Regions from separate parts of the Homo sapiens genome. Here all the other regions are linked to region 1. Evidence: chromatin loops called from intact Hi-C (ENCODE). Cell type or tissue: A673. All regions are shown on one strand.

Region 1 (5,000 bases):
GAAACTTCCCTTCCAAACAATTTGGTGATGTTTAAATCCAGTAAACTGGATTTCCGTGAGTAATCCTGTTTAGTTTTAAATAGTTTAAATAGGTATGACAATTCATTTTAGTGATAATATTTTGGTTGAGATTGACACTAATCTCAGGAATTTAAAACTAGCTGTTTACATTTCAGTATCGAAGGGCGCTGAAATGGTTTCCTTCCATGTACAAAATAATTTTAACAGAAATTTTAAAAATCACATTATCCCCCTAGGTCTGTTGTAAATAATCAGAATTAGAATCTTAATCTAATCAAGTATGGCTAAAAATACTCACCAAAGACATAGCCATTGTTCTAAACCTCTAATTTTAATTAATATTGAGAAATTCACCAGGACAATCATTTAATCTTCTAGATAAAATAAGGGTGAGAGATTGGGCTAGTGGGTTGTTTTCAAATTATTTCAAGATCACATCTCTCTAGTTTTGTAACTCATTTCTTCAGCCATGGAAATAATTACATGATATTTTTAGAACTTAAACCAAGTTGAAATCAGGCAATAAAACCGAAAACAACTGAATTTACTCTGCCTTTCTTTCATGTTGCCTTAATTTTTGTAAGGTTAGTATTTACTGGAAATCTTTTAAGTTCAGTGAAAATTTCAGATCCATCTTGTTCAAGAATTGCTTATGTTCTATTATATTATTTCCCCAAAAAGTTACCATTGGGGCTAACAGTGACAAGTCTCTCTCATCAGACTGAAAAATCACTCCTTAACAAGATTGTGAATTTTGTGTGGTGTTCCTAAAAGTTTTAAAGCTCAAAGTCTAAAAGCCAAAAGCTACTAAGAGGGTTTTTTGTTGTTGTTTGGTTGGTTTGTTGGTTAGTTGGTTTTGATTTTGGTTCTGTTTTTCCAGAAAGCTCACATAGTTAAGGAGAAAATGCCACAGCTTCGGTGTCCCTAGTTCCAGGTGGCTCAGCAAGTCAGAGGTACAGGCAATGATTAAAAAAAAACTGACATTCTCTACTGACAACATGGAAAGCATTCCAACAATTATGAGAATCTATTAGAATATGCACATCACATTTCCATTTGGGCTACTTGAGATTGGGGTTAGCTGGGGTCTAGGGGCGCTTCCTGACCCTCAGACCTACAGAATATCTCCTGGGAAAACAGGATTGATGCTTGCTTATTTTATTAGATATTCTTTGGATCATTTGTTAAATTCACTTCCAAGAATATCAAACCCTTATGTCCCACTCATTTGAAATATGTAAAAATACATAGGATCTGTACATAATGTATTGTGTGTGTATAAAGCTTATATTATTTTCTTCTGCAAATTTTCAGTTTTCCTCATGATTAGACAGAAATTCAATCTCAAATAAATTGCCTTTTCAATCTATCTGCTTACAAAGTAATCAAGCTTCTGATTTTTTAGTCTAACTTCAATGTGGAAAAGGGATGCAACATTTATAGGAACATTAATATAAAATACAAGCCTACTTCTTTCTGAATTATACCTTTTTCAGAACTCATTTTATTTTTAGTACTTGTTTATATCATAGCTTATAATATGAAATGTGGAAAAAATAATAAAGCTGATTTACTTTAGGGTGTATTCCTGTTTAATCATGAGGAAAATCCTGAAAGACTGCAAATAATTGATTTCAATTTTTTAATCCATAAAAAGCACATAGAGTTGGAGTGAGTTATATTAACAGTATAAAATGAGTTGGAGAACTCATCTAGATATGACCAAATTGAATGCAGATTTTCCTTGGTTACATTAACTTTCCCATTATCTGTACTAGTTAGACTTGATTGTTTAGGCCAGTGGGTCTCACTGGCTACATATTACGTATTAACTCTCTGGTGAACTTTTCAGAAAATACTGGTGATCGTTTCCAAATTAAATGAATCTGAATCTCTAGGGGTGGGACTTGGGCATTAATACTTTTGAAAATGTCCCATATGATTCTAATATGCAGCTGGAATTGAGAATCACTTAAGTTTTACAGAGAGTCTGACCCAAGGAACACGAATGATCTTGTGGCTTATGTTCTGGAAGATGCCACTGCAGATGTACTACCAGCAGATGGCAGAAGAGGGAAATTAAAAACAGGCCGGACGCTAGCCCTGATTAAGAAGCACACCGGACACCAAAAGGAATCTTTAAGGACTGAAGAATTTCTTAAAATTATTCTCAAGGATTGGTGTGGAGTTTTCTGGCTTTTCCTGAAATTCATACTTGGGTCTGATATTTGGGAAGTTCAATGCATGCAACCGAGGCAAGGTATGTGAAAGCCTGGAAAAGTATGGGGAAGAAAAATGTCACTGAATAAAGGATTTCTTCTTTCTTGAGGACTTTTTTGTTTTGAGATGTAATTTTCACTCTTGTCACCCAGGCTGGAGTGCAGTGGCATGATCTCAGCTCACTGCAACCTCTGCCTCCTGGGTTCAAGTGATTCTCCTGTCTCAGCCTCCCAAGCAGCTGGGATTACAGGCACCTGCCATCGCTCCCGGCTAATTTTTGTATTTTTAGTAGAGATGGGGTTTCACCATGTTGGCCAGGCTGGTCTTGAACTCCTGACCTCAGGTAATCCACCCATCTCAGCCTCCCAAAGTGCTGGGATTACAGGTGTAAGCCACTGTGCCCAGCCCTCTCGAGGACTTCTTTACCTCCAAAGAATGCAAAGTTATTAGGAGAAATATATCTATTTATCTATTCTTATAGTATGCATAAAATATAGATATTTATATAGATATAGATATGGTGATATATATAGATATATATGATGTTTATGTAGAGATATATGGAGATTTTTTGATATATGTATATATTATAGAATTATTAAATCAAATAATTGATGTATCCATCACCTCACATACCTAGCATTTTTGTGATGAGAACATTTAAAGTCTACTCCCGTAGCAGTTTTCAAGTATACTATCTATATATTGTTATTGATTATAGTCACCATGCTGTATAATAGATTTCCAGAACTTATTCCTCCTAACTGAAGCTTTGTACTCCTTAACCAGCATCTCTATCTGTGTTTATGTCTGCATTTATCTGTGTTTAAAATCATCAGCACTTTGGAAAGAATCACGGAATTTTAAGTTAAAGGTAGAGGACTCTTGATGCCATGAAAATGTGATCTTGAGCAGATTAATCTCCATAAATCTCAGTTTTTTCCTTTGTAAACTAGGGTTTAGATGAGAAAATAATGGAAATGCAAACGACTTTTATAATGTTCAAGTGCACCAGTGTTAATTATTTTCTTTTTCTTTTTTCTTTTTTTTTTGAGATGGAGTCTTGCTCTGTTGCCCAGGCTAGAGTGCAGTGGCGAGATCTCGGCTCACTACAACCTCCACCTCCTGGGTTCAGGTTCTGCCTTAGCCTCCCAAGTAGCTGGGATTACAGGCACCTGCCACCATGCCCGGCTAATTTTTGTATTTTTAGTAAAGACAGGGTTTCACCATTTTGGGCAGGCTGGTCTTGAACTCCTGACCTCATGATCCATCCACCTTGGCCTCCCAAAGTGCTAAGATTACAGGCGAGAGCCACTGCGCCTGGCCTATTTTCTTTAATTCAAGTTGGCTTTCAGGTACACTGGAATTTCAGGGGAAATCCCCTAACAATAATTTTTTTGAGGGTCTTCCATGTGGAGAGGCCTAAACTAAGGGCTGTTATTTAATGGGAACCCTGGTGCATTATCAAGTGTGGCTAAGAACACTCACCCAAAACGTAGCTATTGTTCCAAATACCTGTGCATGCCCTGACTTTTTCTTGGTGTTTCAAGAACTAGCTAATAGGAGTTAAGGTTCAATTAAAGTTACTTAAATGTGACTAAAATAGGACATTAACTTTTCAGCAACTGGAAAGAAGACTGCTGCATTTCCGAGTGCTGGCTTCTGGAGAGCAGCCGAGTTTTAAAATGTTTATATCCCCATGTCCGCCTGCCCCAAAGGCTTAATAAAGATTCTGGTTGGAATTAAATTTACAATATGGTGACTGGACATTTCATTCCAATAAAATCCCCTTAGAGTATTGTATTTCATCCATGTAAATATCTACAATTTGCAAACATCTGTCCCTACGCTAACAAATTGCAAAAGAGTTGATGATATTTGGCCTCCCAAGAGCTCACAGACTTGTTTACGAATTGCATTCAGTATTATTTTCCAGTGCTGCAGTCAAAATTGTGAGTCTCAGCCATCAACGGCCTGGGCATTCCATGACACATAGCCTCATACTGATAACACTGTGTGGTGCCTTCACTCCCCAACTGCACTCTAGTTACTGAGGAGCAGGTACCAAGACTCTGTCTCACTCATAGCAGGCACTCGAAGCTTCTCTATAATACATGGCGTGCTGGGATTGGACAGAGTATGGGAGGCCATCCAATCTAACGTTCTCATCTACAGAATGAGGTTTAAGGACCCCAGGAAGTTGAAAGACTTGCCCAAGTTGACTCAGTTAGTAGCAAAATAAGAACTTGAACCTAGGACTCCTAACTTCTAGATCTGTTGTTTGAATCAATAGGGAGCACTGAGAAGCTCGAAGATGATCTGGTGATTTCAAAGGCTGCTGTTGAAAAGGAGTAAAGGATGTGGAGTCCTTCTTCTTCCCCTCCTGGTTCTCTGCAGGCCCCCTATGATGGAAGAACACTAAGCTACACGTCTGAGTAGAACAAACAAAAGCAGAGTAGCAGCATTTGGGAAGAGACAAGGATATGGGGAGAAAGTGGGAGACTTCTTCTAACCCAGCCTGCTTCTAGGAACTTTCTTAGCTGGTCCAAACCTGGTTCTGGAAAGAAAAGAACAAACTGGTTTACCAAAGCTCTGAGTAAGGGCTATCAGGACAGCTGCACAGGTTGGTCTGGGTTTGGCTAAGTGAGATGACTGGGGCAAGGCTTTGTAAGTAATAAAGCAGTAGATGAGCAAGAGGAAGATTAATGTCAGTCATTTATTTTAATCCAAAAAAGGCTTGGCTTTCATTGTACTGTTGG
Region 2 (5,000 bases), 190 kb after region 1:
CCACTCTGACCTCCTTCTGGGGCTTCCGTATACTGCAAAGGCTGGAAAACTGAAATATACATCCACAGCCTCCCTCTAAGCTGGGGTTCTGCAAGCACATCAGGTCCCAGCCACAGGATGTGGTAGGGTGAGATTTGAAAGACAGCCGTGAGAGAGGCACTCTTTTCTTGCTGTGGCTCCTGGCCCAGGACGGTTGTTTCAGTGTCCAGTCTCTAGCTTCTCAGATGTTGAAAAGCTTCAGAACCCTAGCCTGTAGCAACTGGATGTATTCTTGAATACAGGGGTTCTAGTGGGGGCCTCCTCACTCTCTGCCTTCTTGTTTGATCACTGGTGGGCAATGGGCATCTTTCAGGAAACCCAGCCAGAGCCTGCTCCTTCAGTCCTTCCAGTGATTTCATGAGCACCTGTTGCTTTGTGTTGAATACCTTTCTGATTAAAAACTGCCAGAGTAATTCCTTGTATCTGACTGCTGGCCAAGGCACCATCCCTGAACCAGTCACTGGGCCAGAGAGAGAGGAATGTGCTGATTGCCTAGAATTTGACATATACACCCGTCTCCGGGGTCTGTGTTGATCATCTCTGCCAACAGATACAGACCAAGAAAGAGAAGAGTTTCCTGAAATTACTATTACTTTAATATTGCTAAATTGCTTTAATAATTAAATTACAATGATTAAAATGGGGAATTGAAATTGGGCAACCAAAATCAGCAAATTCCCACTACCTATCCCAACCCAGATCTCACGGTGGGGAGCTCTAGAAGGCAGATAAATGGAATAGCCGCAGACATGAAGATTTTGTCCAGGTCAAACTTACGATGCAGCAGACATTGATGGTGCCACACCCAGATACCACCAATCTCCCTCGTGTGCCCAACACCTGGTTTCTTGAGGAAAACTCTCCTGGGTGACCCGAGCCACTTTGCCCATGCTCATAGACAGCTGGTGGGGGTGGGCGCCTGGAAGCTCACCTTGCCCAGGTTGACCCTTAACCAATGACTGACCACAGCCTGGGGCTGAAAGGCCAGCTCCCCTGCCTCAAGTACGAACTGACTCTAAGGTTTAATTTACATTCCAGAGCTCCCCTGTGGGGTTGAGCCTAGGTTGAGACTTGGCTGGAGATGGAACCTGTGCTTAGCTTCTTCCCCTTCCTTATCCTGCTCCCCAAGCTCCTAGAGGATTTTCTGCATCAATCATTAGCACAGGAATCCTCTTCTCAGCGTCTTCTCCAAGGAACCCAGCCATATTGAAATGGCCAGAATCATTCAACAGCTTGGCATGAAAATGATCAGTTTTCAGCCAGCGAAAACTCTGACCTCTACTCTGCCTCACTTGGAACATGACATTGTCAATGTTGAAGTGAGTCTTGCTTCCCAGCTAAGATTCAGGCTGTAAAATAGGTTCCTTCTTTTTAGAAGAGACCATTCCTTGGGGATCTTCTATAATTCTTTCTTTGTCCTTCAGCCAAGATTGGAGCCTTGCAAACCTAAGACAGCATCAATTAATCTTGTTTTTATTTTCACTGCTCCTTGATTAGAAAATGTTAACGATCAGAGGTAACCCCAAGTTCCTTAATAAATATTTGAATAAGGAACGTCTTTCCTTTCATTAGCTTGAGAAAAAGGTCGCTCTGGTCTTTGTATTTTAATACTGAACTTTTTTTTTTTTTTTTTTGTAGAAATCAGAAGGGAGTAGAAGAAACTTAAGTGTCTTTTTCTTTTTCTGAAAAGTAAGCAAGTTCATTGCACCACTAGCAGATACATAAAGGCTAAAGCCTGACCTCACAGGGCCCAAGAACAATTCCTGACCCCAGCCAAGATGAACACTGGGAATTTCCTTCTTAAGCAGCGGTTCAAGTGTCCAAATCAGTAAACGTCTTTGTCTTGGCGCCATGCAACCCACAGTCTCGCTACCTCCTACTGGGAGGGCCCATTACTGGGGAGATGGTTATATTGTAAGAAAACCTCTGTTTGCCAAATTGGAGGGTTGGGTAATTACAATTCCAGGACTTCACGTAGGTGGTTTCTTCAAAGGCCTTCATTTATTTGCTGCTTAGTGTAGAAGAAACTTCATTTATGCAGTTTCTTTTGCTCCCAGGGAGCCTAAGAGCTTGGTACAGCTAATGGACTGCTTATCACTGACTTTAATATAGTTCCAGGCAGCTTAATGCTAAAGCAACTTGATGATTTGATATGAAAAGCATCTATTTTTACTGAGAATGGAAGATTAACTACTCAGGTGTCCATTCAGAAAACAATGTAGCTGGCCAAAGACATTTGTTTCTAGAAAGAGACAGAGGCAGGAGAGAGAGACAGGGACAGAGAGAGAGGAAGGAAGGAAAGGAAGGAAGGGAAGGAAGGAGGGAAGGAAGGAAGGAAGGAAGGAAGGAGGGAGGGAGGGAGGGAAGGAAGGAAGGAAGGAAGGAAGGAAGGAAGGAAAAGAGGGAGAGAAGAAGAGAGAGTATACATGAATATATGCTGGTAAATATTAATCCCTGGCAGACAAGGCCGGCTCTGTCCAATAGAAATATGATGGGAGACGTGTGTAATTATAAAGTTTCTAGTAATCACATTAAAAAAATTAAAAACCAGAAGAAAGTAAAACTACGTTTAATAACATATTTCATTTAACCTAATATATCCTAATGTCACCTTTAATAATTATTTAATAATTAATGTAACCATTAATGTTTGAAATGAAATTATCATTTCAACGTGCACTCAATAGAAAGAATATTAATAAGATATATTGCATCCGCTTTTCCTAATTTTTCTAAGTCTTCACAGTCCCATGTGCTTTCTGCACTTACAGTACATCCCACCTCAGCCACATCTCAACACTCAAAACCCTGTGCCAACTGCGGGATGCTGCAGTGGACAAACCAGGCAAAACCCATCTTTATGGAGCTAACATCCTAATGTGGCCTGGTCTCTGCCTATGCCACCCGACTGAAAGGACACGAGTGACCTCCAAATGGCCTCTCCTTACTCCCAAGCCTCCTTGGCATTCTCTTTGATGGCTCTGCAGTGCGAGTCACATTTGATTATCTATGTCTTGAAATGTTCTCTTCTTGATTTACAAAACCCGATATTCCTGGTTCCTATCCTGTCCCTCTGGAGCTGTACCCACAGTGCTTTCTCATTGCCCTCCAGATACAAGTTATCTCTATGTCTGTCTCCATGTGAACAGCTCCCAATCCCAGGCTCCCAGGCGGAACCCGGCTCCTCACTCCCAGTTGCCTGCCCCCCACCAACACCTAAGAACAAATGCTCTGGACCAAAACCCTCATTTCTCCTGCTGCCCGTGCCAGCTCTCTTCCTTGATGCCCCAGGTTTCATCCATGTCACCATCACCACTGAACAAATATTCAGTGAGCACTTACCCTGTGCCAGCCGTGAGATGCCAAAATGGACAAACCAGACAAAACCCATCTCCATGGAGCCAACATTCTAATGAGAAAGGAAGTCAAATATATAGTGGTGTTACGTGACCTCAGCAAGAAGGGGACACGAGAGCAAAGATTTGAAGGGGGCAAGAGCTCAAACCATGCAAATACATTGGGAAGGGCTTGTAAGCCAAGAGACCTCATGGCTGGGGATGTCCAGTGTTTGGAGTTGGAAGAAACCATGCTACTGGAGTCAAGGGAGCAAGGGGGAGGAAAGAAGGAAAGGAGATCTGAGGGTAGTGAGGACCCTGTGTGGTTTGGCTGTGTCCCCATCCAAATCTCATCTTGAATTGTAGCTCCCATAATTACCACATGTTGTGGGAGGGACCTGTGGGAGATAATTGAATCATGTGGGCGGCTTCCCCCATACTGTTCTTTTGGTAGTGAATAAGTTGCATGACATCTGATGGTTTTATAAGGGGAAACCCCTTTCGCTTGGTTCTCATTCTCTCCTTGCCTGCCGCCATGTAAGATGTGACTTTCACCTTCCACCATGATTGTGAGGCCTCCTCAGCCACATGGAAATGAGTCCATTAAACCTCTTTTTCTTTATAGATTACCTAGCCTCAGGTATGTCTTTATAAGCAGCATGAGAACAGACTAATACAGGACCCTAGAGTGGCAGGCCATCTAGGCCATTGTGAGGGTTTTGGTTACCCAGGCTTAGAATGCAGGGCTGGTCTTGCCTGTGCTTTTCCATTCATTCAGTGTGCAGAGCTGACCCTCAACCTCCCTAGATCCCATTTCCTACTCTTCATTTTATCCAATCTCCCCTGCACCCCCTAACATTGGTAAGTTACTCTCTCTAAAACACAACAGTGATCATATCCTACTTTGTCACAACTTATCCCCAGCACCTTTTGTATAAGGTTTAAAGCCTCTGATGAGTCATTTAGGGCCCCCTTGCACAATCACCCTTCCCTCTTTGCCCATGGCTGCACCTCCCTCCAGTCAGATTGGAGTTTTTGCAGTTCCCTCTGCGAGCCTTGTAACCTCTCTTGTTTCCTGCACCTGAAGTATACTGGGTCACTACTCAGTTCAGGGAATAAACACGGTATCTTCTGTGAAGATGTCCCTCAACCAGGTTCACCCCCTAGGGGTAGTCACTTCTTTGAGCTCTCATAGCATTTTGCATTTGTTTTTAGCACATTTGCCATTTTTGACTTGCATGATAGTTATCTTTGTCTTATCCTCTCCTAAATTTGTCTAGAAAACTCACCCTTTTGGTCTGTGCAGACCTCATAGTTCCTAGGGTTATGCCTCCCCAGAATGGGGTACCATGTATTTGTTAAATATTCCAGTGAAAGAATGAATGAATCACAGTAATATAATGAAATGCTGTGTTGTACAGCTCTGTGGGGGCAGTGGAATTGGACATTTTCTTTCTTTCCTCTAATGTCCAAAAGTGAGTAGTGTCTGTTGTATTACTGAAATAAAATGTTCATACTTTTTAAAAATCACTGTAAGTCGTCATCAGCCATCAATCATCAATCATCAGTCAGGCAACTTAAACTTTTCTGAGCCTGTCTCCTCAGCTCTAAGAAGAGGACAAGCAT
Region 3 (5,000 bases), 91 kb before region 1:
CTTCCAGAAAATTGGATGCCTGTCTCCCAAATTTGTACATAGAGAATGATAAAGATTTAATGCTGTATTTGAAGCAGTGATGACACTATGTAAAATAATAGAAGTAGCAAAGTTGAGTCAGACAACCGGGGTTCAGATCCTGGCCCTTCCTCCCACTTACTATTTGAGGGACTATAGCAAGTCACGTGACCTTCCTGTGCCTCAGCTTCCTTATCTGCATAATAGAGATATTGATCTCTGCCCACGGGATTGTTATGAGAATCAGAGTAACCGTCAGCTTCCTGAATTACCTGAATGTGCCTGCTGAGGAAGAAATCATAGAATCATGATTTTAACACTGGGAGAACTTACCTAATTCCCTTCATTATGATCAAGGAAAGGAAGACCAGAGAGGTGATACGTAGCCACCCAAGAGGACCAGGACCGAGACACAGGCCTAACTTGTCCAGTGCTTCCCCCCAGCGTCAGGTGGCACCCACGACTTTGGTGGCACCAGGCTGTTCATCCACATTAATCCACCCACAGAGTGCTTTTTTCCTTCCACCCAAGTGGGTCAGCAAATTTTCTTCGTGTACACGGCTTCTTCTCTGCTTCACTTTGGCAGAGGGATGGTATAGGGACAGCTGTCCCAGCAGGGCGAGCAGTGGGCTTTCCAGTGGCGGAGGGATGGCATAGGGACAGCTGTCCCAGCAGGGCGAGCCATGGGCTTTCCAGCGGCGGACGGATGGCATAGGGACGCTGTCCCAGCAGGGCGAGCAGTGGGCTTTCCAGTGAAGAGGGCCAAGTGTACGTTTCAGGAGCAGCAAGCACAGGACACCAAAACGTGGGCAGAGGTCTAGAAACTGCAAAGCTGTAGCTTCTGCATGTGTGGGATACCTCCAGTTCTTTTCAGTTATTGCTCTTCTAGAGGGGATAAATTAAAGTGAAAAGGTAAGGTAAATCATCAGCTTTTCACAGTAATAGAAACCTAGAACACTATTAGCAGAGAAAAATTAAGCCTAGTAATAGAAAAGTACTATGAAAACATAACCAGTTGCTTCTCACATGAACATGTGATCACAGACAGGAAATGTGAGCGTGGCATTGCATGTTTAACCCCTGAGCTGCTGGTTTTCTTTCTCTCAAGGATCTGTGATGATGAGAATTTTGTTTGTTTTGTTTTGAGACAGAGTCTCACTCTGTTGCCCAGGCTGGAGTGCAGTGGTGTGATCTCACCTCCCTGCAACCTCCACCTCCCAGGTTCAAGCAATTCTCGTGCCTCAGCCTCCCGAGTAGCTGGGATTATAGGCGCGTGCCACCACTCCTGGCTAATTTTTTTGTATTTTTAGTAGAGACAGGGTTTCACCATGTTGGCTAGACTGGTCTCAAACTCCTGACATCAGGTAATCTGCCTGCCTCAGCCTCCCAAAGTGCTGGGATTATGGGCGTGAGCCACCCTGCCCGCCAATGGTCAGTTTTAAGGGGAAAAGATGGGTGGAGTGATTAAGGACTGAAGTATGTTAGCTGTTCTAATGCTGGACCCTGCAGCCGTAATACAGACGTATTGTATCCTCCATTCAGTCTATTAGGCTATTTAAAGACAATTCAGCCTTTTCTACCCCCTGGATGATTTGTTTTAAAGTCATTTGTCAATTTTTATTGTCAGGGACCCTACTGGTTTTGTTTTTTTGTTTTTTTTTTTTAGGGGAAAGAGGGAAATGTGGAGGTTGGTATGTTTTGGGGAGGGGGATCTATTCTTCTCCTTAGCCTCTTTTAAACTGAGTTTGCTTCCCCATGTTTATATTTTTGCAACTGACTTTCAGAGAAAAAAATGTATAGAGCGAATTTTCTCTCCTGTTCACAGACCTGAGGATGGCAGGTGATCAAGAGGCTTGTGCAGGGTAGCAGGTGTCATAACCTCATTGTATCAGCTTCATACCCTTTCTAGACTGTGGTCCTGAACCAAGAAATGGAGAAAAGCGTTGCTGAGCCGTTCACTTTATAAGTGTTTGGTTTTTATGTGTTTGCATTTTCCTTGTTGCATTTGGAGGGTTGAGATGGGGAAATACAGCAACTCCTGGATCGTTCACTTTATGCAAGATCATTGAAAAATGTTTGTATGCCTCATTTAAAAATGAAGGGCTTTGGTATGCTTCCGTGGTCTCCTATTATTTTTATTCACTTGAGTACCTTTAAAGGAAAAACATAACCTAATGAACTTGAACTCTTTAATTCACCACACACTCACTTCCTGTTTTTGTTGATTAACTTACATATAGTTTGACATGTTTTGCCGTCATGTGAGTGCCGTTTTGCAGCCTGGTGTAGATTTGGGACTTCGGTGGGTTGACCATGTGTGATGCTCATCAACTTGAACTGTATGATGGTTTGTTCTGTTGATACTCTGTCTCTTGCTTAGCTATTCCCCTGTCGTTCCCAATTTTTCACTCTTAAAGATTGTGCTCCTGGCTGCATGTTTATGGAAATTTTGTTTTCTTTTTTCCTTTGGACCCCACGCTCACAGACAGTTGCTTTTTTCCACAGGAGCCATCCCAGGGTTGGGGGATGCTACAATGGGGAGCCGGGGCATTTCTGCCGGTCAGCAGAGAAGGGAGAGGCCAGTGTGACCTTCCCAGCCCGAGTTTGAATGGTCCTGTGGAAAACTCCAGCGTGCAGTTCACTGCTGATTCAGTCACAGGCCTTCAGGGCCAGGCAGCCTGTGCCAGTCTTCTATCCCCTGCTGAGCTCCGAGCATGTTGAGTTTTTATTATTACAGAGAAGAAGGAAACTCACTTCCTGTCGTCGCAGAGCACAGCCTAGTTCTGATGCAGAGGGGACTGTTTTCAGATGGAGACACTAGGTACTACTACCTGCACTCTTTCTTTTCTTCTCTGTCTTGCTCTGTGCCTTAATATGTTAGGACTGTGGGGATGCCCTCTGTTGAGATGTTGAGACCATGAATGAATCATCCCAAAAATATTTAGACAAAGTGGCTACGAAAACCAGAGCTCTAGTTCCGAATGAAACAGCTCTGGGGAAATGTGAGCCTGGTGGTGTGTTTACTTTCATGCTGATGAATGTCTGCAGGCAGATAGAGCTACTGGGAATCCTATTCATGGTGATGCTTTAGAAAATTAATCGCAGTGGGCTTCTTGCATGCTTATATTCCTTTCCAAATATAGAAAGGCATAATTCACATTTTGAGTAGCCCAGGGGATCCATAAGAGGATAAAACCTGTATTTATCCACTCCAGTGATGGGGAAAATTACACTTGCACCCGGAGTGGATTGTAAAAATCCATTGTACTCTTTCTAAGGTTTTTCACTTCTTTGTAAAGTAGGCAGAATATTTTTATCCTATAACGTTTTCTGATACAAGTTGCTGTAGGCTCTTCAAGGATGTCTTTTTATCTAAATAATCATGAGAGCTTGGTTATAATTTTTTGACTCTTGACTGTTGTAGTGAAAATGACTGAGTTGACCTCACACTGTGAAATTAGAAGTTGCAGGAAATGGCTCTCTACCTAAGAAGTTAGGACACTCTGGTTCCTTCCTGATAGTTGATGCTGGCATTATTTGTGTTCCTAGCAGAGATTTATGCTTATCTGAACACATCTGGAAATGAAGATAGTGGTACTTGCCCATACTGGCGAAGAAGCTCAACATGAAGAAAGAGATGGGATGGTTAGGAAGCACTGGGTTCAACCTGCTGTGTTAACTTTCCTTTGCATTTTAGTGTACACTTAAGTGCACTTAATAAGTCATTCTACCAAGATATTGTAGTGTGTTGTGATCTTGCTTGTCTGGCTCTAAGCATAGTGATTTAGTAGCCAGGTTTCTTTTTTTAAATCTGCAGTGAATTGTGGAACACAGAAGCTTTTAAGCGGATTTAGAACTTTCAATTCACTGCTCTGGTTTATCTTGGACTTTGCACTTAATGGCAGGTTCCAAAACAAGAATCCTATGTTTCTTCGCAAAGTAATCTTAGTAAAAGTCTTCCGAATATAAACGGGGCCAAAGTAAAGGTAGTTGCATCAGCAGTTAGCAAAGAGAGGAAAAAGAGGAGGATGGATAGAATGGGAAGCGACAAACTCTGGAGGAAAAACTACCCTGGCCAGTTTTATTTGCCTTGTCTTTCTTTGCCTCTCATCTGTACTTTGCAGAATCAGTGGGATAATGATTGTTAATTCAATTTGTAAAGCATAAGCCTATAAAAATATTCATACTTCTTCATGGTGACTTAAAAAATATCTGAAGTGGTTCCTCCACCGTTTGTGTCGTTCATCAGCTTCGGAAGAAAGACTCATACCCGTTGATCTGGACTTGAAAGAATCTCAGTGGCCTTTTCCTCCTGCCCCTCCGTTTGGCGGGGTACAGCAGTTCTCACATGCTTCAGCATCTTCTGCAGTGAGGTCCTAGGAACCTGGAGAAACAACAACAGCCACTTTTAGAAAATCATGTCTTTGGGGATGATTGCCAGCTGAAGAAGTTTCTAATCTGGACCTTTGAAAGCATTTTATTTTCCTTCTTTTTCCCTCCCCAGCTCCCACCCCTGGGAGAACCTGCTGGACTGAGCTATGGACTGTTGCCTTCTTTGTGCCATTGGCTAATTAATTAGCACAATCTCCTGGGAGCCCTTGAGGCCCTTTCTTCTGTCCAATAGCAGTTGTTTAGCTGATGATCTGCTCGACTCCAGCAGCTGATTTCCAAGCAGACAGTAACTCTTTTATTCGCTGCTGGGACTGAGATCACAAAGCATGTCTCCTCTGACTGTGCTGAGAGTGAATTACTGCTCACACCTAGGCTGCCCTGGGGACTCTACACAGTTTGTTACAAAGGAAGGAGACTCTAAGGATGACACTGCCTGCTGGGGCATTTCCTGGAAGGATTTTGGTGGTGGCATTAAAGGAATTTCAGTTTAATGTTCAGCTCAGCTGTCATTGCTGGGAGACCTTGCAGGTTCCAAGGAGAGTTGTAAATTGCCCCCGTGGCCCTAAACATACCCTCACTGCTGCAGAGGG
Region 4 (5,000 bases), 300 kb after region 1:
TGGGCTCCCCGCCTCGCGCCGCCCCTGACCGTGGCAGGCTCGGTTCCCTCCTCGCTCTGCATCCTTTGATTCACGTACGGCCCCGTTTCCAATAACCCTTTCCAGGAAGCCAGAGAGAGAAAGCGCCCAGCTCCCGGCCTGCAGAGTGGGGAGGGAAGAAGGAAATGATTGTGTTGACTTCATCTGGAAGCAGGAAAATGCTTCTCTCCCTCCTTCTTCGCCAAGCCAAGAAATAGATCCTTTACCAGAAAGCCATGTGGCCACATGGCCACCACTTGCAGAGGGGCTGGGTGAGGAGGAGGTGCTTTGCCAACGTCTCAGCTGACAGCAAAGGCCAGTGGCTCATCAGTGAGAACATCATACCTCTGTCAGAGGGGAGACCCTGAGCAGCTCCCGACACCCACACAGGGCTAGGAATTGACGGTGGCTTAGGGTACACGTAAGAGGAACAGCATCCACCACAGGACAGTCCCTTCCTCGCGTACCACCCGGGATCCCTGCTCCCTGTCATCGCCATACTGTGTTCTCTCAGACTGTAAGGTCCTTGTCCTGTCTCCCTCACATGGATCCTTTCCAGACCACGGGCACTCTCTCAGGTCAGCAGGTCCAGCTGCAATCTGGAATCAGCATCTACCGTGTGGAAATGGGAGAGGGGACTTGGTTCTTAAACCAGGGGCCTTGGCATTAGCTACCTTTGGTTTTTCTCCAGAAATAAGAATGATTGGCCGGGCGCGGTGGCTCACGCCTGTAATCCCAGCACTTTGGGAGGCCGAGGCGGGCGGATCACGAGGTCAGGAGATCGAGACCATCCCGGCTAAAACGGTGAAACCCCGTCTCTACTAAAAATACAAAAAATTAGCCGGGCGTAGTGGCGGGCGCCTGTAGTCCCAGCTACTTGGGAGGCTGAGGCAGGAGAATGGCGTGAACCCGGGAGGCGGAGCTTGCAGTGAGCCGAGATCCCGCCACTGCACTCCAGCCTGGGCGACAGAGCGAGACTCCGTCTCAAAAAAAAAAAAAAAAAAAAGAATGATTAGTTAGATAATTATAAACAATGGGGGGGGGGGGTAGTTTTGTCGTAGTTAGCAAATTACATTGAATGTAACAAAATCTTAAACCATAAAGCAAAACGTGCTGGGTTTCTGCTTCCTGTGGTGACATGACATGAAAGCCCAGCTCTTTTTCCAGGAGGACACTTCTCTGTTTACAAGACTGCTTGAGCAATCCCATTATCAACTCTCTCCAGAGAGGATACAGCTGAGGCAGCTCAAATTCAGAACCTTATTTTTAAAGAACTAAAAAAAAATTAGATCCTTTGATAAGATCACTCAAGTATAGTCCAAACTAGCCTCCCAAATTTTGGAGTGCCAGCAATTATGTTCAATATCTCCCCATCTGCCTCCCCCCAAAAGAACCAATTAATATCTTTTTCTTTTCTTTCTTTCTTTCTTTTTTTTTTTTTTTTTTTTTTTTTTAGACAGAGTCTTGCTCTGTCCCCCAGGGCTGGAGTGGCAGTGGCACGATCTCGGGCTCACTGGCAAGCTCCACCTCCCAGGTTCAAGCGATTCTCCTGCCTCAGCCTCCCGAGTAGCTGGGACTACAGGCACCCGCCACCACGCCCGGCTAATTTTTTGTATTTTTAGTAGAGAGAGGGTTTCACCATGTTAGCCAGGATGGTCTCGATCTCCTGACCTCGTGATCCACCCACCTCGGCCTCCCAAAGTGCTGGGATTACAGGCGTGAGCCACCACGCCCGGCCGATTTCTGAAATTAAGAAGTTAAAGATTTAGGTAGCAGTGGAGTTGTTTGCCCGTTTGGGAGTGGGGAGGTTGAGACGTGCATCTGGCTGATGTGCGGCAGGAAGGTGGCATCACAGAACACCGGGCACATCCTCTCTAACAAGTGCTCTGCAAAATGCCTGCAAGGACGTTGCCCTTTCTTCCAAATGTCTGGCTCTGAAAGACTTAGAAATAAAATTTTCAAAGGTTGGAAAGCTTTTGATATTTTCTGCATTAGGAGTTTGGACCACAGTAAAATCATACTCATCATATGTTGGATTAAGCTAGTGCCTGCCATCCAGGGTCGTAGACTCTTCTAGGGGTTGAGTATCTGCCTTTCACCTGACACTGGAAAGACAAGGACTGAAAAAAGCTGGAGTTACAGGAGAGACCTCCCAGGATCCTGCAGACAGGGCAGGATGATGAGAAGGAAAGCGTGTCGTTCCCAGAACTTGTCTGTGAAGATTGGGTGGTTTAATAATATTCATCCGCCATCTAGTGGCATTTAGAGCATAAACTTAACTCACACATTTTCTAGGAGCAACTACGTCAGGGAGGCCTAATCTGCTAGACTTAGACTTTATAAATTATTTTTATTTTTTTACTCAAATACATTTTTAAAAATCCATCATTAGGTTCGTCAGGGAGAAGAATATTAATAAGAACTAACTTTGAATCTGTTTTGGTACATTGGGTGATGACCAGAAACTGCTTTGCCTGATCTTTTGTGGCAGGTGACAGCTTGTTTCTTCATACTAATGTCATCTACAGTGCCAAAACTACACGTACACATGTAAGAAAATTCCTTGCCATCTTCAGTGCTGGAGATGAGGAGTTCCATGATCAGCGCATCACTGTGCCTTTACTATTTGTACTTCTTTTGGAATGCTTTTATAAGGATAAGACCACGTCTTTCATCACATCACACCATTTGCACGGTTGGTCCTTGCCTAGTGCTCAGGATCTTGCAATGTCCTCAGCCCTTGAAGAACCATGTTCAGGGCTGGGGTTCTGAACTCTCTCCCATTACAATAGCTGTATTAGTCGGTTCTCATGCTGCTAATAAAGACATACCTAAGGCTGGGTAACTTATAAAGGAAAGAGTTTGGCCAGGTGTGGTGGCTCACACTTGGAATCCCAGCACTTTGGGAGGCTGAGGGTGGATCACAAGGTCAGGAGTTCGAGACCAGCCTGGCCAACATGGTGAAACCCTGTCTCTACTAAAACTACAAAAATTAGTTGGGTGTGGTGGTGGGTACCTGTAATCCCAGCTACTCAGGAGGCTGAGGCAGGAGAATTACTTGAACCCCGGAGGCGGAGGTTGCAGTGAGCCGAGATTGCACCACGGCGCTCTAGCCTGGGTGATGGAGCAAGACTCCATCTTGAAAAAAATAAATAAATAAAAATAAAGGAAAGAGGTTTAATTGACTCACAATTCCACATGGCTGGGGCGACCTCACAATCATGGCAAAGGAGGAGCAACATCATGTCTCACATGGTGGTAGGCAAGAGAGCGCATGTACAGGGGAACTGCCCTTTATGAAACCATCAGATCTTGCGAGACTTACTCAGTATCATGAGAACAGCACAGGAAAGCCCCACCCCCATTATTCAGTTACCTCCTACCAGGTCCCTCCCACGATACGTGGGGACTGTTACAATTCAAGGTAAGATTTGGGTGGAGACACAGAGCCAAACCATATTAATAGCTAACGTGTTCAGTTCTGGCACTATGTGATCAGGTACAAAATGGGTTTTATCCTCATTATCTCATCTGACTCTCACAACAATATTATGAGGAAGGGGCCTCCTAGCACCCCCATTTTGCATATGAGGAAAATGAGGCTCAGAAAAGTCAAGCAACTAGATCAAGTGATGGTGGAGCCAGGACTCAAACCAGACAGTCTGATTCCAGAATGTACACTTTTAGCCATTGCAGCCTTCTCCTCCAAGTGATTCTCCTGCCTCAGCCTCCCCAGTAGCTGGGATTACAGGTGTGTGTCACCACACCCGGCTAATTTTTGTATTTTTAGTAGATACGGGGTTTCACCATGTTGGCCAGGCTGGTCTCGAACTCCTGACCTCGTGATCCACCCGCCTTGGCCTCCCAAAGTGCTGGGATTACAGGTGTGAGCCACCGCGCCTGGGGGAAATCATTGTTTTATGGCTCCCATTTTTTAAAGCCACTTAAGGTTTTAATGCTTAATGTCGCTAACTCTGTTACATGTTCTTATCATCCCAGGGTGCTCTTTGTTTTACATTTATTTTCTTTTTTCTTCTTTTAAGAGTTGTTAAAACATCTGGGTAGTGGAAGTTTTATATTAGCTAAACTAATATAAATTTATGTACTTAGAGGAAGTACACTCAGCTGAGGATAGAGTGATGACAATGGTCAAAATTAATAAAACTAAGGGGAACATACTGCAGAAAAACTTGTACTCATGTCATTTGAGGCTGTTTATAAGATTTTTTTAATTTTCCATTTTAATGATTATGTGCTAATACAAGGCAGTAATTACTTGCATCTCTAACAACTAAGTCTATAGATTTCTACTTGAATATTTCTTTTTTCCTTCTATGCATCTGTGATGGTTAATATTGAGTGTCAACTTGATTGAATTGAAGGATGCATAGTATTGTTCCTGGGAGTGTCTGTGAGGGTGTTGACAAAGGAGATTCACATTTTGAGTCAGTGGACTGGGAGACGCAGACCCACCTTCAATCTGGGTGGGCACCATCTAATCAGCTGCCAGTGCAGCTAGAATAAAACAGGCAGTAGATGGAAAGAGCAGACTTCCTGAGACTTCCAGCCTTCATCTTTCTTCCATGCTGGATGCTTCCTGCCCTTGCACATCAGACTCCAAGTTATTTAGCTTTTGGATTCTTGGACTTACACTTGTGGTTTGCCAGGGGCTTTCAGGCCTTTGGCCACAGACTGAAGGCTACACTGTCAGTTTCCCTACTTTTGAAGTTTTGGGACTCAGACTGGCTTCCTTGCATCAATTCTCCTTAATAAACTCCCATTCTTATATACGTCTATTCGATTAGACCTGTCCCTCTAGAGAACCCTAATACAGCATCTTTCACAGATATTTGATCCATGACAATTAATTGGCTAGTACTTGGCCTTGAAATCTTGGATCTATATAGTCAATATCTTTACTTTACAATATGTAATGGAATTTTAAAATGATAAACTATAACCCTTTTCCAGCCAATGAACAC

Evidence for each region. Hi-C counts contacts between places; a loop is a spot of excess contacts. Peaks named below come from ENCODE experiments on the same cell type or tissue, not always from the same donor. Only the 100,000 strongest peaks of a DNase experiment are listed, where the experiment ranks them.
Region 2: a loop joins it to region 1, with 9 times the contacts of the local background. A loop is called at or near these places in 7 of 110 quality-filtered maps.
Region 3: it touches region 1 in a loop (4-fold over the local background); 37 of 110 quality-filtered maps call a loop at or near these places.
Region 4: a loop joins it to region 1, with 8 times the contacts of the local background. A loop is called at or near these places in 101 of 110 quality-filtered maps.

The regions. Positions count from the first base shown.
Region 1 is chr10:113,797,700-113,802,699 of GRCh38, forward strand. No RefSeq gene overlaps it. Among named protein-coding and RNA genes, the nearest start is that of MIR4483, 22 kb to the left of the region's middle. In A673, a CTCF peak has its summit at 2,065 (motif pointing right); a DNase peak (open chromatin) is centred at 2,082; H3K4me3 peaks cover 873 bases; H3K27ac peaks cover 3,471 bases.
Region 2 is chr10:113,983,632-113,988,631 of GRCh38, forward strand. No RefSeq gene overlaps it. Among named protein-coding and RNA genes, the nearest start is that of ADRB1, 58 kb to the right of the region's middle. In A673, no CTCF peak of the experiment used is centred here; DNase peaks (open chromatin) are centred at 1,920, 2,850 and 3,760; H3K4me3 peaks cover 1,204 bases; H3K27ac peaks cover 5,000 bases.
Region 3 is chr10:113,706,608-113,711,607 of GRCh38, forward strand. All of the region lies in intron 2 of CASP7 (caspase 7), which reads left to right. It overlaps LOC124902505 (a long non-coding RNA gene), which reads right to left. Exons shown (of 2, transcript XR_007062294.1): 1 at 4,983-5,000; 2 at 4,074-4,402. Among named protein-coding and RNA genes, the nearest start is that of CASP7, 29 kb to the left of the region's middle. In A673, no CTCF peak of the experiment used is centred here; DNase peaks (open chromatin) are centred at 2,754, 3,084, 3,514 and 4,774; H3K4me3 peaks cover 3,033 bases; H3K27ac peaks cover 3,676 bases.
Region 4 is chr10:114,101,250-114,106,249 of GRCh38, forward strand. No RefSeq gene overlaps it. Among named protein-coding and RNA genes, the nearest start is that of ADRB1, 60 kb to the left of the region's middle. In A673, a CTCF peak has its summit at 2,284 (motif pointing left); DNase peaks (open chromatin) are centred at 1,192 and 2,242; H3K27ac peaks cover 852 bases.